Linked DNA regions of Homo sapiens: region 1 is linked to region 2. Evidence: read pairs that join two places in POLR2A ChIA-PET (ENCODE). Cell type or tissue: endothelial cell of umbilical vein. All regions are shown on one strand. Each heading gives the region's core, and the rest is flanking DNA. Links, peaks and the distances in the headings are about the cores only.

Region 1 (7,934 bases), core at 1,735-6,734, 200 kb before region 2:
GGTGGCAGGCGCCTGTTGTCCCAGCTATTTGGGAGGCTGAGGCAGGAGAATGGCATGAACCTGGGAGGTGGAGCTTGCAATGAGCCAAGATCATGCCACGCAATCCAGCCTGGGTGATAGAGTGAGACTCCGTCTGAAAAAAAAAAAGAATCTGTTTTCATTTGTAACAGGATGCAATGGGAGGAACTGGTTATTTTACCAAGGCTTTGACTGGAATGGTATGCTTTCCTTTAAGGAATTAAACTTGACTTATGGAGCAAATAAAGCCCCATGGTGAAACTGGCCCTACACCTTCCCTATACAGGGTTCCTAACCTGCGGTAAGTAAACTTTGTCACTTTCTAACAGGCCAGGGAGCCCCAAGTTTATCTTGGAACCTCAAGAGGAGAGGATCACTGAACTCATAGGTATTTGATGGCACAAATCCATGGCTGGGCTCAGCTTCAAAAAAAGTCTTATCTGAGTTTCCTTCTACAAAACAAAGCTCCATCAAAGCCAATTAAAAAAAAACAAGCCTACGTGAAAAATAATTATTCTTGCTGCATTTTATACAAATAATCTGGCCAAGTATAATAAAGCAAATCAGTCCTATCATAATTTGTCCTTAGTAAAATTAGAAAATGAGAGAGAGAAAAATTATGTTTCAAAAACTATAATACATCTGTTGTTAGAGTCTAGTCTTGCCTGATGTTTTTCAATTTTTATAATTTTCTACAGTATGGGCTGAATTCTAATTTTTTCTTCAAAATTTCTACAAATCTTCAAAATAATGTTTTCAATTTTTCTTGTTTTTTCCTTCTTTTTTCCCCATTTTTTTTTTCTAATTTGGAGTCACTGAAAACTAAGCTGTGCTTTCTTAAAGCCCTGCAAACTGAAACTAGACAACTTAAACCTCAGAAGAAAATAACAACTGACTTACATACATAAGCCTGTTTCATATCTGCCTACTGATGTATAGACTTTAGAGTAATATGACCTATATTGATTTTGCACGATTGCTCTTTTTCTCCCTTTCTCTCCCTATTTTCTTTTCACAGGACATGAGGCTTCAAAACCTGCCAAAAATGAGCTTCTGGGATCTACCTGTCTAGAAATAAACTATCCTATCCAGAAGAAACCTAAGAGCAGATACTCATTTTCTTCTAAAATGCTTTCTCCAAAAGATTTTTGAAAAGTGGGGAAATGTGAAAGGAAAATATCTTGGGTGCCCAAAATCACTAAGCTAAAGGAAAAATTCTAGTTGGGAACTGCTCAGGGCAAATCCGCCTCCCGTTCTGTTCAAAGTCATCCCTCTGCTCACTGAAATAGATATGTATTCTGATCACCTCCTTTGGAAAGGCTCATCAGAAACTCAAAAGAATGCAACCGTTTTTCTCTCATCTGCCTGTGATCTGGAAGCCCTCTCCCTGCTTTGAGTTTTCCTCACCTTTCTGGACAGAACCAATGGACTTCTTACACATATTGATTGATATCTCATGTCTCCCTACAATATATAAAACCAAGCTGTGCCCTGACCACCTTGGGCACATGTCATCAGGACTTCCTCAGGCTCTGTCAGGGGCACATTATTATGTAGGTAGTTACATAACAAGAGAGGAAACAAATTTCAAAGTTATATAACAAGAGAGGAAACAAATTTATATAACAAGAGAGGAAACAATTTAAAAATTGATAACATTCCAAGCTGGGTGTGGTAGCTCATGCCTCTAAGGCCAAGGCAGGCAGATCACTTGAGGCCAGGACTTCAAGACTGGCCTGGTCAACATGGTGAAACCTGTCTCTACTAAAAATACAAAAATTAGCTGGCTGTGGTGTTGTACACCTGTGGTCCCAGCTACTGGGGAGGCCGAGGCAGGAGAATCACTTGAACCCAGGAGGCGGAGGTTGCAGTGAGCTGAGAACATGCCACTGCACTCTAGCCAGGGCAACAGAGTGAGTGAGACTCCGTTTCAAAAAAAAAAATTATATTCTGGATAGGGGAGTCAGGCAATAAATAAAAATGGATAAATGAGTAGATAACTCAGGGAGTGCCTTAATGAAAACAAGATAATGTGATAGAGAGTAATGGGGACCCAATTAGTTGGAATGGCCAGGGAGGGCATTACTGAGGAGGTACCTGTGAGTTTAACCTGAATGATAGGAGCCAGATGGCCAAAGATCTTGAGGCAAATTGTTGAAGCACTGGGAATAATAAGTGCAGAGATCTTAAAAGCAGGAACGGGGCCTGGTGCGGTGGCTCACGCCTGTAATCCCAGCACTTTGGGAGGCCAAGGTGGGTGGATAACAAGGTCAGGTGTTAGAGACCAGCCTGGCCAACGTGGGGAAACCCCGTCTCTACTAAAAATACAAAAATTAGCTGGGTGTGGTGGTGGGCACCTGTAATCCTAGCTACTCGGGAGACTGAGGCAGGAGAATTGCTTGAACCCAGGAGGTAGAGGTTGCAGTTTGCCGAGATTGCACCACTGCATTCCAGCCTGGGTGACAGAGCAAGACTCATTTTGGGGGAAAAAGAAAAGCAGGAATGGATTCATACTTTCGAGGAAAATAAATCATGTCAGTGTGGCTAGACCAAGATAAGAAGTGTGCTATAGGAAGACGACTGACAGCACCCAGGCAAACACGTCATGTTTGCCTCCTGCCTCTACCATGAGTTTGTGCTCAGTTTCCAAGGATAATCCATATCGTTTGCAAAGGGTTTTATCATTCATGCTTTCATATTGGCTATCTTTTTTTTTTTTTTTTTTAGAAACAGTGTCTCACTCTGTCACCCAGGCTGGAATGCAGAAGCACAATCATGGCTCACTGCAGCCTCGACCTCCTGGGCTGTAGCTGTCCTCCCACTTCAGCCTCCCAAGTAGCTGGTACTGAAGGCATGTACTACCACACCTAGCTAATTTACATTTTATTTTTGTATATGTGTATATATTTTTTGACAGCATCTCACTATGTTGCTGGTGCTGGTCTTAAACTCCTGGGTTCAAGCAACCCTCCTGCCTCAGCCTCCCAAAGTATTATGATTACAGGCAATAACATAATTTCTAATAGCTAAAGGCCACATCCTCAGGATAACCCTATCCCCTCTTAAAGTGCCTGCCTACAAAAACTCAAGGCCAGGAGTTGGAGACCAGCCTGGACAATATAGTGAGACCCTGTCTCTATTTATTTAAAAAAAATGTGGCTGGGTGTGGTGGCTCACATCTGTAATCCTAGCACTTTGGGAGGCCTAGGCAGGTGGATCACTTTAGGAGCTTCAGGAGTTTCAGACCAGCCTGGCCAACATGGTTAAACCCTGACTCTACTGAAAATACAAAAATTAGCCGGGTGTAATGGCACAGGCCTGTAACCCCAGCTACTCAGGGTACTGAGGCAGTAGAATCACTTGAACCCAGGAGGCAGAGGATGCAGTGAGCTGATATTTCTAGCTTCTTAACTTTACCAAAGGTAACCTCCTAGGTACTTACAGAAGGCAAAATTTGACAGTCCATGGAAGAGAAGAGAATAGACAAGGTCACACAGATATTAAACCAGAAACTACTTACTTCCTAGGTGGGGAATCGAACCCGGATCGCCACATGTGAAAGTGCAAAATCTTGACCACTGAGCTACATAAAGCGGCAGTGACCACTTTCTTTCCTAGAAGAAACCTACAGTAGTTAATTTTGAACTTGCAAAGGCTTTTAACTATTTAATATGATTTTTAGGGCTATGACATGAACCCTAAAATTCCTGTTCCCTGAAGGTGGAAACCAAAAGAAAGTATCGCCACGTGGTTAAAAGTTCAAGCTCCCAAGGACATAAAACGGTAAAGACTTCATCCAGTTTTTTTGTTTGTTTCAAAACTGCAGCTAAGAGTGTTACTGACCAGCTTGCTGGCTCATCTTGAAAAGTGGGCTTGCTTACAGGTATTTTAAGCCTGTGTTTTATCCTAAAGTACCCCTTGACACAGAAAAACAAATTTATAGCACAAAATACACCAGCTTAAGACTAGCCTTAGAATTCTTTTTTCCATTAATCAAAACTTTACAGAGGAGATAAACACTGATTCTTTTTTTTTTTTTTTTCTGAGATGGAGTCTTGCTTAGTTGCCCAGGCTGGAGTGCAATGGCACGATCTTGGCTCACTGCAACCTCTGCCTCCCAGGTTCAAGTGATTCTCCTGCCTCAGGCTCCTGAGTAGCTGGGATTACAGGCACGTGCCACGGTGCCCAGCTAATTGTTTGTATTTTCAGTAGAGACGGGGTTTCATTGTGTTAGGGAGGAAGGTCTCGATCTCCTGACCTTGTGATCCATCCACCTCGGCCTCCCAAATTGCTGGGATTACAGGTGTGAGCCACCGCACCCACCCCCCATTTTTTTTTTAACCATTCATTCAACAGTCTGCACAGAGAGAAAAGCCAGAAATCTGACTGTTAAGAAATTCTTACCCTTTTGCCGGCACGCCAGGCTTCTGGATTCCCTTTCCCTGAGCGGCCTTAGTGATTTAGCTTGCGACACCATTGCCCTGGGGCCAAGCTGCATCACAAAGGAAATTTTCTTTTTTTTTCCAATCTGGCTAGAGCAAAACACGAGTGATAAAACATAGACATTGGCCACTCTGCTTAGCACCCAATATCAAACTGGCAAGGCTTAAGGTTCCCCCTAGATGGGCCCCATCATCTTTAATCCAATTCCCGACTTGGAGTTTCAACACGTGGTCTCTGGGCAAGATGGTTGCCCTGAGTAACAGAAAAGATAAGAAAGGGAAAGGAGAGAGAGAAAGGCTTTGTCGGTGGCAGGGTGTGGGTAAGGTGAAATGCTCAGGGAGGCCAGAGAAAGACCCACCCACTGCAGCAACACTGAAAAGTTCAGGTGGCTGTGGCTGCTGTTGTGAAGGAGAGGAAAAAGCTCCACATGTCCCACAATCCTGTACATGCCTAACTCTGTCACCTACAGCCATCAGCAAAAAGTGCAAGGCAGATTAATCCAAAGAGAATAGCAGTTAACATCCCATAGTGCTGAGAGGGACTTTACCGAGAGGGGCCTCTAACCCCTTAAATCTTAGAAGGGACTCTAACTCTCCTAAGTCGGGCTTCTAACCCGAGGTTGGTCAAGCATCCTTGCCTTTTATTAAGAGGATCCTCTAACTCACTCTGTCCTAGAAGAGACCCTAATTCCTCTAAGTTGAGCCTCTAACTCAAACCTATTCTTTACCCTGGTACCCCACCACTTACCCAAAGTCGTCCAATCAGTGTTGCAGTCTATTTCCTTTGGATCAGGGGTCTCCTCAATATTGTCCCTTTTGTGGTTCACGAGAAAGCTGTCACAGGACGCCAACACTTACCCAAAGGTAGCCGTTGGGTCAGGGTTTCTGCACTATAGTCCCCTCTGTGGTCACCAGAAATATGTTACAGGAAAGGGGTTCTGATCCAGACCCCAAGAGAGCAAGAAAGGGTTCTTGGATCTCTCGCAAGAAAGAGTTCAGGGCAAGTATGCAGTGCAAAGTGAAAGCAAGTTTATTAAGAAAGTAAAGGAATTAAAGAATGGCTACTCCATAGACAGAGCAGCATTTTTTTTTTTTTTTTTTGAGACAGGGTCTTGCTCTGTCACCCAGGCTGGAGTGCAGTGGCATGATCACAGTTCACTGTATTCTCAACTTCCTGGGCTCAAGCATCCTCCTGCCTCACCATCCTTGGTAGCAGGTGATGGCAATGGCTGGTGCCATCATGCTGGCTGCAGCAGGGAAGTGCAGCGGCTGGGGCTGCACACTGTGGAGCCACAGTGGGAGCCCTGCCTCTTCTTTTTTTTTTTTTTTTTTTTTTTTTGAGACAGAGTTTCCCTTTGTCGCCAAGGCTGGAGTGCAGTGGCCCGATCTGAGCTCACTGCAACCTCCGCCTCCCGGGCTCAAGCGATTTTCCCGCCTCATCCTCCTGAGTAGCTGGGACTACAGGTGCATGCCACCACGCCTAGCTAATTTTTTGTATTTTTAGTAGAGACGGGGTTTCACTGTGTTAGCCAGGATGGTCTCGATCTCCTGACCTCGTGATCCATCTGCCTCGGCCTCCCAAAGTGCTGGGATTACAGGCGTGAGCCACTGCGCCCAGCCACCCTGCCCCTTCTGAGTTGGGATGGGATCTCCCTGATCTGCTGTAGCTGCCCAAACCACAGCTGCAGAGCCAGGCCTCCTGTTCTATGGAGCAGGCAGGAGCCATGCCCTTCTGGGCGGGGCTACAGCCACCCAAACTGCAGCTGTGGATCCGAGCCTCCCTGTGCTCTTGCGGGAGGCGGGAACAGGCAGGATCTGCCCTACCTGGTGCAGCTGTAGCCATTGCACCCGGGGCTGCAGACCTGGGCCTCCTGTTCCAGGAAGCAGGCATGAGCTGGCGACTAGTGGGAGCCCCGCCCCTTCCAGGTTGGCAGGGCAGGAGCTCCTGGTGTGGGTGTTGCTGCCCTCCCAGGCAGAGGACCTGGGTGTCTCTGTAGTCTGCATCCTCGGGGGCCCCAGGAAGGACCCCCATCCTTGTGGGTTCAGGGGTTTCTGCTCCCATTTCCTGGCCTCTCTCCCCTCCTGGCTCCTGCTCCCATCTTGGAGTGGGGGTTGGGGTCGAGCCCTGGGGCCATGAATGGCAGTGGGAAGCAGATTGATTCCTGAGTGGAAGGGGATGGGTCCCCAGTAAGGCCCTACCTTCAGACCAGGGAGGACCCGAAAACGGGGCCGTGCCGCCAGTCCCACAGACCAGAGTGGAGGCACGTGGTGCCATTTCTGGGCCACCCGTGGCTGCTCATGGTCACCTGTGGACCAATTGGCAGGCATTTCCTCCTCTCTGAGATCCATAAAAGCCCTGGGCTCAGACAGAGCAGGGCAGAGGACTGCCAGAGGACAAAGAGGGCAGAGAGACAATAGGATGGGAGGACCTGCTGCAGTGAGGAGCTACTGTCTCTGCTGAGAACTTCAGAGACTGAGAGACATCCAAATGACTTGCCTGCAAAGAGGAGCCACCTGTTCCAGGGCCTCACCTCTGCTGAGAGCTGAACACTCGTCAGGACGACCTGCCTATAGAGAGGAGCTACTCACTCCTCTGAGCTGTTCCAACACTAAATAAAACTCTTCTTCTTCACCCTTCACTTATCTGTGTACCTCATTCTTTCTGTATGCAGGACAAGAACTCAGGCAAAGACACCACAGCCAAAGAGGTTTCCAGCCAGAAGAATTGACACCCTAGAGATTCTGTAAAATTTTGGGGGCTGTCTGGGGTCTGCAGAAGGGTGAAAAAAAGCAAATCTTTCTGTTCTTTTTTTCGGAGTCTCTAAACTCCACAATAGTCAAAATGAAAGAAAAATACCGGGCCTCTGCTAGCCAGTTAAAAGTGACTAGTGTGGCTGGTGGAGGACAGGCTTGCTGGGGAGGACAGTGTCAATCCCCATTCACCCTCGGTTGTGGGAATGTTGGCTTTCATTCCAACATAGTTTCCCTTCACAGAGGTCTAGCTGTTGCGTGGGACCAGAAGGAGGCCGTGGGGTAACTGAGGGTATCTGGCTGAGGCTACACCTCGGTGTTATCCAAATGCCCCTGGACTGACTCCAGTCCCTGACCACCCATTAGGGTGTTGGCAGTAGGACCTCCAGTCTTTCCTATCATTCTTTCTTTCTTTGGGGTTTCCTCTCTTATACACAATGTTAAATGTTAAAAATGTTGCAAACCAGAAATATTACTGGGCAGAATGAGCATTTTGCTTAGTCATCAAAAGTATAAAGTGGAAGGTTTAGAGTAGCACAGATGAAGCAAAGTGTGCCTTCGTATCTGTAAGTAAATTTGTGGTGAAAATGTTCTTGTAATTTACTTGGTTGCCAACTTAGCACCTTGAGGCACAGAAAAGAACCATTGCCTTAGGAAGGAAGCTTTTCTGTAAACATGAGGGCAAATGGTCCAAGGTCCCTTATGTGCAGGCCTTCTTTCCTT
Region 2 (7,934 bases), core at 1,706-6,705:
GAATGGAGTCTAGGGAGAATGAATATTTTGCAGTAGTTGAAGTGAGAAATAAGCCTGGACTAAAGATTGCAGAGGAGACACTGATAGATAAGAAGGTAAAATAGATTATGGCAGAGGCACAAAGGGCTTTGCAGGGGCTTCTCTCACTGGGTAAAGAATTAGAATATATGGATTCCAATGATCCAGTATCTGAGCAGAGAAGTCATCTCTGCATGGGTTGATATGGGTGAGCTGGCAGCCTAGTCCTCTAAACACGTAGTTCTCTCTTCAGACTTACCTAGTTGAGTGCTTCCCTTTCTTTCCACCATGCTTCCCTCTTACTGTCAGAGATCCCCAGTGAAGGATACGCCTTCATTAAGTCTTCTTTTCCCCTTTGTACATTAGCTACCTTCCTGTAATTCAGTACCTCATATCAGATACTTTTGAATATTTGGAGAATCCTGTAGGGAAAAACCCACCTCTTTGGGATCCCTTCATTGAATGTGAAGACACTTGAAACTCATCTGCTGGTTAGGGACATATTTCCACAAGACTATAGAAACAGGGGCCTAAGCCAGGAGAATTCTCCAGATTTGGGTTTGCCCTATATCTTATTCTTAGATGTATCTTAGAACAAGCCATAAAGAACTGAGGGGATATTTGATCAATATTAACCCAGTTAGTCTCCACTTAGTACAAGAGGTTCATTTCTCCCTGGGATGTCAAATTTTGGATTCCTTTTAGAGGATCCTCGGTATATGGCCTCTTTGTTTCCTTTGGGTATAGAGATTGAGGCAGGGCCAATGCACTCTGTGGCTTGGGCTGGGATATATATATAAACAAATACTACTTTAGGACCGGCATTAGTCCTAAATCTGGGAGCTGTGACTTTTGATCGGGTTTATGTGAGAGGGCAGTAGACATATAGGTTTCTTATGATCATGAATTGTTAATTATTTGGTCCTGAAATAGATAGGGGGCCACAGCCTTTGGAGGTACAGGCTGAAAACCTAACTGGTTAGCTGGCCAGTTCCAAGAAGTTTATCAGCTCCTTATGTTCAAGTTTCTGCTAATCAGGGATGGTCCTTGACCTGATTGTAGGACTAAGACTTGTCAGCAATTTATGACTCTTAGGGCCTGCCTTGCAGCTTGTCGGGTCTGTTTAGGTAACAAAGCAGCTATGTCTTAGTGCATCAGTAAAGTCAGCACATCTCTGCCAGGCTTGTCACTCCCCTAGGATGGCATGCTCCTCAGGGAAGGAGCAGGATTACCTCCTGCTGCCCGTCATTCTCTGCTGCATATGCTTTCTCCATGGTGTAGGGAGGGCATCATTCTACAGCGGGAAAAATGACTTTTCTTAGCCACCAGAAAAATCATCTTCCTCATGAAATAAATCCCAGCTGTGTGACTATATGTCAGCTTTTTCATGTTGCTTCTGGCTTTCCTCAGCAGTAGAGAAGGAAAACAGTCACAAGCTGACTCTTGCATGATATAGATATTGGCCGCACCCATCCTTTGTACTCTGCGTCTGTGTTGATATTGGACAATAAGGTAAGCACCTGCTGGTCCTGACCCAGCCTGTCTCTGGCATTGACACCTGAAAAGGCAGGCCAGGTTTGGAGCAGGCATATTCTTTGCTTCTAGACCAGTTGTATCTGACGTCAGGGAGACTTAGACTGGTTTGTATGAGTAGGGAGAATTGTGATTGGTGAGGCCCTCCTCCAGTATTTCTGTGACACCACTCAGTTGCTTTAGCTGAAGATGAATTTTGTATGCCAGGTGGTTTTCTGACTAACCCACCCATTCGGCTCCCCTTTAGAACTCCTGCAGGTCTGAACCTTCCCACAACTCTGCGTGAGTGTCAGTGTATCATGTTGAGTTTCCATCTTGACTCATCTGTCTCTAGGCGAAGATCCCTGCAAGGATTTAAATTGGGAACCAGACCTTGAGAATGTCTGTTCAGAGCATTTCACAGCTTCTGGATAAATGCCTTTTCCTTCTTAACCCAATCTGTTTTTCCAGTTCTGCCCAGCTAGCTCCTGAGCAGCCTACTTTGAGGAAGCTTCCCAACTGAGGTGGGTGCTGTGCTATTTCTTACCTCTAAAAAGCACCCCATCCTTTCGGCCTACTCAGGCTTCCCCAGGGCCAGATCCACTGTGATGAGGGGGCTGCATTGTTGCCCATGTGGCTCACAAAACAAATTGCCTGCTTGTCCCAAAGAGCTAGTCCACTGAGGAGTCCTGATGTCCTTTGGCCATGTGGTGTCTGGCACTCTGTGGGCCCTGTAGAACAGTGGCAGAAGGGGCCATGCTCTTTTACAAGAGCTTCCACTGACTGTTTGCCACTTCCCCACTTACTCTGTTTCTTGCTTTTGCTGGAACATGGGAAGGTGGATAGATACAAAGGTAATTTGTGGTCAAAGCTGCATGAGCTCTCCTGTGAAGTTTGAAGATTGTAACTGGAGATGGCAGATTTGTTGTGCCTCATGTGCTAACCACGTCTTCTACTGCCTGAGCCTTTGTTTTTCTGGAAAGCCCAAGCTGCTTAGAAAAATGGGCTGGATGTGTTTGGGTGACAAGACAGGGTGGGTTCCATTAGCCTCAGAAATGCCATCTGGAGGCCTTAGCCAGGCCTTAGGGCCACTTTGTCAATTAGGCAGGAAGAAGTAGGTTCTTTTAGCAGGGTCCTACCTCTGGGGAATCTTTCCCACTCTTGAAAGTTTGAGCTTCTCCTTAGCCTAGGAAGCCTGACCAAACCTGATAGTGACAGCCACTGTTCTGGGCTCTTTATGAGTGGCTGCAGATTTGGGGGAGGGAATTCTAATTTAATCAATCTTCCCTATATTTCTTGTTTTAAACCTTTTACCTCCTTCTCCTGGCTGAAGGATGGGAAACTCCACAGTAAATTGGCTGTGACTTCCACAGAAACTTGACAGTTTTCAAGTTATTTTTTTCCTCTGTGTTTAGATGCGGTTATAGTTGTGCTGTCAGGCCTTATCTCTTCTGTCATCTAGCCAGCTCCCAACTAGGTTAGGAGGTATGTGCTCTGCTGTTAGTGTTGGCTGTGTAATGAGGTGGATGGCTAAGAAATGGGTTGTTTAGCATCTCTTGGAATCTAAATTTTCTTCCTTGGTTGAGGGGGAAGCAATGTTATTGGAAGAAGGCAGTAGGGAGGCACATGTTGGCTCTGAAATCAACCCTTTCTTCTCAGGATCTTGGATAAGCCAAACAAATCATTCTTAATTTAAATGCTTGTTTTATCTACCATAAAGGGCTGCCTGTTCTGCAATGGCAGATCCTAGGATGGTCCCCATAGACTGACTACCTGGTTTGTGGGCTAAAGAGGCCATACTCTGTTGTGGATTGCCATGAGGAATGTTGCAGGGCAGCAGAAGTCACAAGGTTTGAGAGCCTGGTTTGGGCATGCTGGGTAAATCAAACTTGCCCACGTACTGTTGGCCTAAGGAGGAAGAGGGCCTTTTCTCTTAAGATCAAGCTCAGGGGAGTCAGAAGAGGAATGACTTCACTGGATTGTTACTGGCTGATCGAGCTCTATATTGAGAAGGATTCTGAGGTTATCTAGGTTCATTATGCGATGTTTTTCATGTCCTATGGTTGCAGAGTGGAAAGGGGATATCACATTTCATGTATTTGGCATTTTATGCTACAGAGCTTCAAGGGGTCCTGGCTTGTGCTCGGACATTATGTTGCAGTGAACAACTTGAGTGTTCTTTGAAGATAAGGACATTCAATTTCCCAGTGAGTCCTAACTAGAATTGTTGAATTATTAGGAATTAGGGTCACATGAGAGCCACCTGGCTAGTGAGTCTCCAGGGAGATAGGGCATCCATTGGCAAAGAAGGGTTATGAAATTTGGGGTCATAAAAGGGGCCCTGAACCTTAGGCAGCTTTTTGGTCATGGTGATATCACTTTAGGTTACTTCGTTCCTAATTCTGGATTCTGAAACCATCTTTGGTCTAGACTTCTGCAATACAGAGTTCATCTCAGCTCACCTAACTTCCCCTCCTTCTCTCGGGTTGTTGCTTTGGCATAGCCTGAGGGAGCTCTTATTTTCCAGTTGATTCTCTTGTGGTGGTTGTTCAGTAAGAACTGGAATAGATGTCTACTCCAAGAACATGGCACTGTTTGATTTTAACTGCACTTGATCACTGTACCTATCCTTCAGCTTTGCCAAATGCTGACAACAGATTATATATACACGAAACCAACCAACCAACCAACTTAGAGCTTGTCTCAGTAGAAGGGAAGACTCCCTTTGTATTGTGCTCCAGCAGTTCCACGGCTGGCATGCTGTGTTCCGGCTTCCCTCTGAGACTAGGAGCTCCTGAAAGTATAGGTCTCCATCTGTGTCTGTTTATATCCTATAGCCCAGATGTGAGAGAGGTGGATAGGGGAAAAGAAAGCAGGGAGGAGAAGAACGAGGGAAGGAAATGGAGGAGGGGAGAGAGTAAGATCTATATTTAGCAAAAGGGAGAGACACTTACCAAGGGTGTGTGAGTGAGCTTGCTGGCAAGGGTTGTGTGTGCGTGAGTGTGCTGGGAAGGGGGTGTGTGCGCCAGGAACGTGTGAGGAGGGCTGGTGCCCTATGGGAGGTTGCAGGCAGGAAGCAGCTGGAGAGGAGGAGGAGCAGCAGCAGGAGCAGGAGCTGCCCTGCTTTCTGCCTCAGTCTCAAAGCCCAGAATCGATTGAGTTAGAATTCCACATCCAGTTGAAGTTTGGCTGCTGTTGCCTTCAGCAGGCTGATCTCAGAATCCCCCTTGCCAGAGAGGTGTGGACCAGGTTAGATTTCTACGTTTGCAGCCAGTGAGACTCCTGCCAAGCCCTTCACTGAGGGGTTTTTTTGCAGGGCATTGTTTCTGTCATCAACTTTGTGCCGTGGAGCCAGCCAGCTGGGTGCAACTGAGAATATTAGCTCCTTGGGTCTGTTTGTCGGTTGGGCAAGCAGTGGTGCTTTGGCTCAGAAAGTTCGTCCTGTGGCTTCTCTGTCAAACCAAGGAGTGCTCCTGGATGGATTTCCTCTTAAAGACAGCATTTGCCTTCTAAAACTTGAGAATTCATGGTTTTAATTTTTTTTTTTAATTTCCTTAACCCTTATTTTGGTTGCAGCAGCAAGGTAAGTGGTACCGAGTGTGTATGACTGACTGAACAACAAGCAGGGCAAAAGGAAAGCATTTGTGGGTGGAATATGGAGCAGCTACATTAATTACGTAATTGCTTGAGTCAACTTGCTGGTGAGGGGGGTCATTATAATGAGTGAAAAGTAGCATATGCCGCACTGGGGTAGAATCTTCACATGCATGTATTTGTGTGCTGATAATCTGACCATCCATTCCTCTGTGGTACTTTCCTGTATGTATATAGATAACCCAGCCACCCTCTGGATGTGTGCATATTCATATACAAATAATCTGTTTCTCCTTTTTCATGTGTCCATATGTGTTTATGAATAAATGACCTGTCCATTCCTCTCCTGCATGTGCATATGTATAGACAACTCATTCATCCAGCTTGCATATATGAATATGCAAAATTCGTCTCTCCCTACTTGCACATACATATATAATCCATCCCTTCATCTCCTATGTGTATGCATGTACTCAAGTAACCTTTCTGTTCTTGAATATATTCTGTATCATTTCCACCCTTCCTGTATGTGTATATGTGAGAGAGAGAGAAAGAGAGAGAGAGACAGAGAGAAAGAGAAAAAACCACCATCCTAATGTATTAATTCATCCCTTTCATGTGTGTATATGCCATATAAACAGAAAAGTCATCTTGAGTTTTCTCAGTCTTGAATATATGCACACATGCGCAATAGACAGTCTGTCCACTTGTGTCTTGCATGTATGAAGAAAGAGCACTAACTTTGCAGATTGAAGACTCACTTTTAAATCCTAGCTATACTCAGTGACCTTGGTCAAGTCATTTAGCCTCTCTGAGCTTCATTTTTCTCATCTATGAAATCAGTATAATCAGAACAGTAACAACAAACCTCCTGCCTCACAGGGTTGTTGTGATGATAAAATAGGAATCATATAAACTGAAAATTCTAAACAAATATAATCTCTTACTACTGTGTGTCCCTCTAGTATGAGTTGGATAGGATAGCGTACTCTTGGTCCAGTTTTATTGAAATTATGTTCTTGTCTGTGAGAGGTTTCTAAGTTTTCCATGTGAAGGGGAAGCATCTATTGAGGTAACCAGGTTTATCCTGTGGTTTTCTGCAGAGTATTGGAAAGAAGCGGGGTACCGTGAAAGGGTCAGGTGGAGAGGGAGAAAAGCTCTCATCTTCTGTAGGCTGGGGCCTTGATACTTTGTTTTTTGTACCTTGAGGAGGATTGAACCTCACACAAAATGGAAATGGGCTGCTTCCAGCCAGGATCAAAGTGAGCAGGTGAAAAGATGAGTGAAAGAACGTAACATTCGACTGCCTCTGGGATGACAGTGTGCCCTTTGCAGTGAGCTTCTACTGCCAGGTTTGGAAGGCTCTCCAGAGTATTTCCCACCCCAGAATTCTAGACCCATGCTGTCCAATGTGGTAGCTACTGGCCACATGTGACTGCTGAGTACTTAAAATGTGGCTAGTCTAATTTGAGATGCATTCTAAACATAAGATACATACTAGATTTCAAGAACTTAGTATAGGAAACAAATGCAAGTATATGATTAATAATTTTTTATATTGATTATATGTTGAAATAATACTTTGGCTATTGGGTTAGATAAAATATATTAAAATTAATTCTACCTGTTTCTTTTTTATGTGGCGATTAGAAATTTTAAAATGACACATGTGGTTCACATTATATTTCTGTTAGTCAGTGCTGCTCTAAACTCACCCATCACTAGCACAAGGATCAGGGCAGCTTTTCCAACTCGGGGTAGGGGATGGGAGCCCTGTCACAGCATCCCTGGGGTAACAGGAACCACAGCAGGATCTCTCCCTGCCAGTCTCATACACTGGAGAGATACCAGCTAATTGATGGTCTGGCAGAGACCGGTGCTGCCATGCCCCCACACTCTTTTTTTGTTTTTCTTTTTTCTTTTTTTGTCCTGAGTGAGTTCCCAGATAATTTTAAGTACAACTGGGGAAAGATTTCCACCTTAGTTTTACAATGAAAGAGGACTGTAAGCCATCAATCTAGAAGGAAACCTAGAACTTGAATGCAGCATGTTGTCATGGAAACAGAAATGGATGAGAAAATTAGGAGACCTGGATTCTAATTCGGCTCTGCCATCAATTCATTTATGCTTTCCATGACAATGAATTCTCACTGTGTGTCAGGCATAGTAATGCCCTGTTCTAGGCACTGGAAATTCAGAAACAAATAAGACACAGCTTCCAATGTAATGGAGTTCACACCCGCTGCGGATCTTTGAATAGGAGCCTCCCATCTAGTAGTCTGCCACAGCAAAACAGATTAATGACAACAAGGGTCTCATTCTAGGTCAAGGGTAGTAGGGCTTTTGAGAAGCTAGAGCACCTGCCCTGCCTAAAGACTTTCAAATTCAAAGTATAGAAAAGCACTATGATGGTAAGACTACTCCATAACCTAGATCACAATGTAGTGTGAGATTCCAGGCCTAGACACCCTCTAAAGGGTTTGTCCAACTATGTTCTGGTTTCTTTTATTCAATGACAGGGTTGGTTTGTTTTGGGTTTTTGTTTGTTTGTTTGTTTGTTTTTAGCACAGGCACTGTTTTAGGTGCTGAAGATACAGTTATGAACAAAACAAAGTCCCTGCTCATGTTTTGGGATACAGAGGTCAGGGAGGGAGACAGATAATGAACAAGCTATCAGATGGGAATGAGTTCTATGAAGGAAATTCTAGAGGAAGAGGATAGAGATGGGTTTTTTTGTGGTGGGGTGTTCAGTGAGTAGATTCTCCTGCACTCGTATCTTTTTCAGTGTACTCACAAGAGCAGGAGGTAGT

Evidence for each region. ChIA-PET counts read pairs that join two places held together with the same protein. Peaks named below come from ENCODE experiments on the same cell type or tissue, not always from the same donor. Only the 100,000 strongest peaks of a DNase experiment are listed, where the experiment ranks them.
Region 1: POLR2A ChIA-PET joins it to region 2 with 5 read pairs; 2 of 35 experiments call an interaction of 5 or more read pairs at or near these places.

Annotation. Positions count from the first base shown.
Region 1 is chr9:35,132,581-35,140,514 of GRCh38, forward strand. No RefSeq gene overlaps it. Among named protein-coding and RNA genes, the nearest start is that of ATOSB, 21 kb to the left of the region's middle. In endothelial cell of umbilical vein, for the core only: no CTCF peak of the experiment used is centred there; no DNase peak of the experiment used is centred there.
Region 2 is chr9:35,337,232-35,345,165 of GRCh38, forward strand. The region is part of intron 11 of UNC13B (unc-13 homolog B); the gene reads left to right. Among named protein-coding and RNA genes, the nearest start is that of RUSC2, 150 kb to the right of the region's middle. In endothelial cell of umbilical vein, for the core only: no CTCF peak of the experiment used is centred there; a DNase peak (open chromatin) is centred at 4,550; H3K4me3 peaks cover 326 bases; H3K27ac peaks cover 623 bases.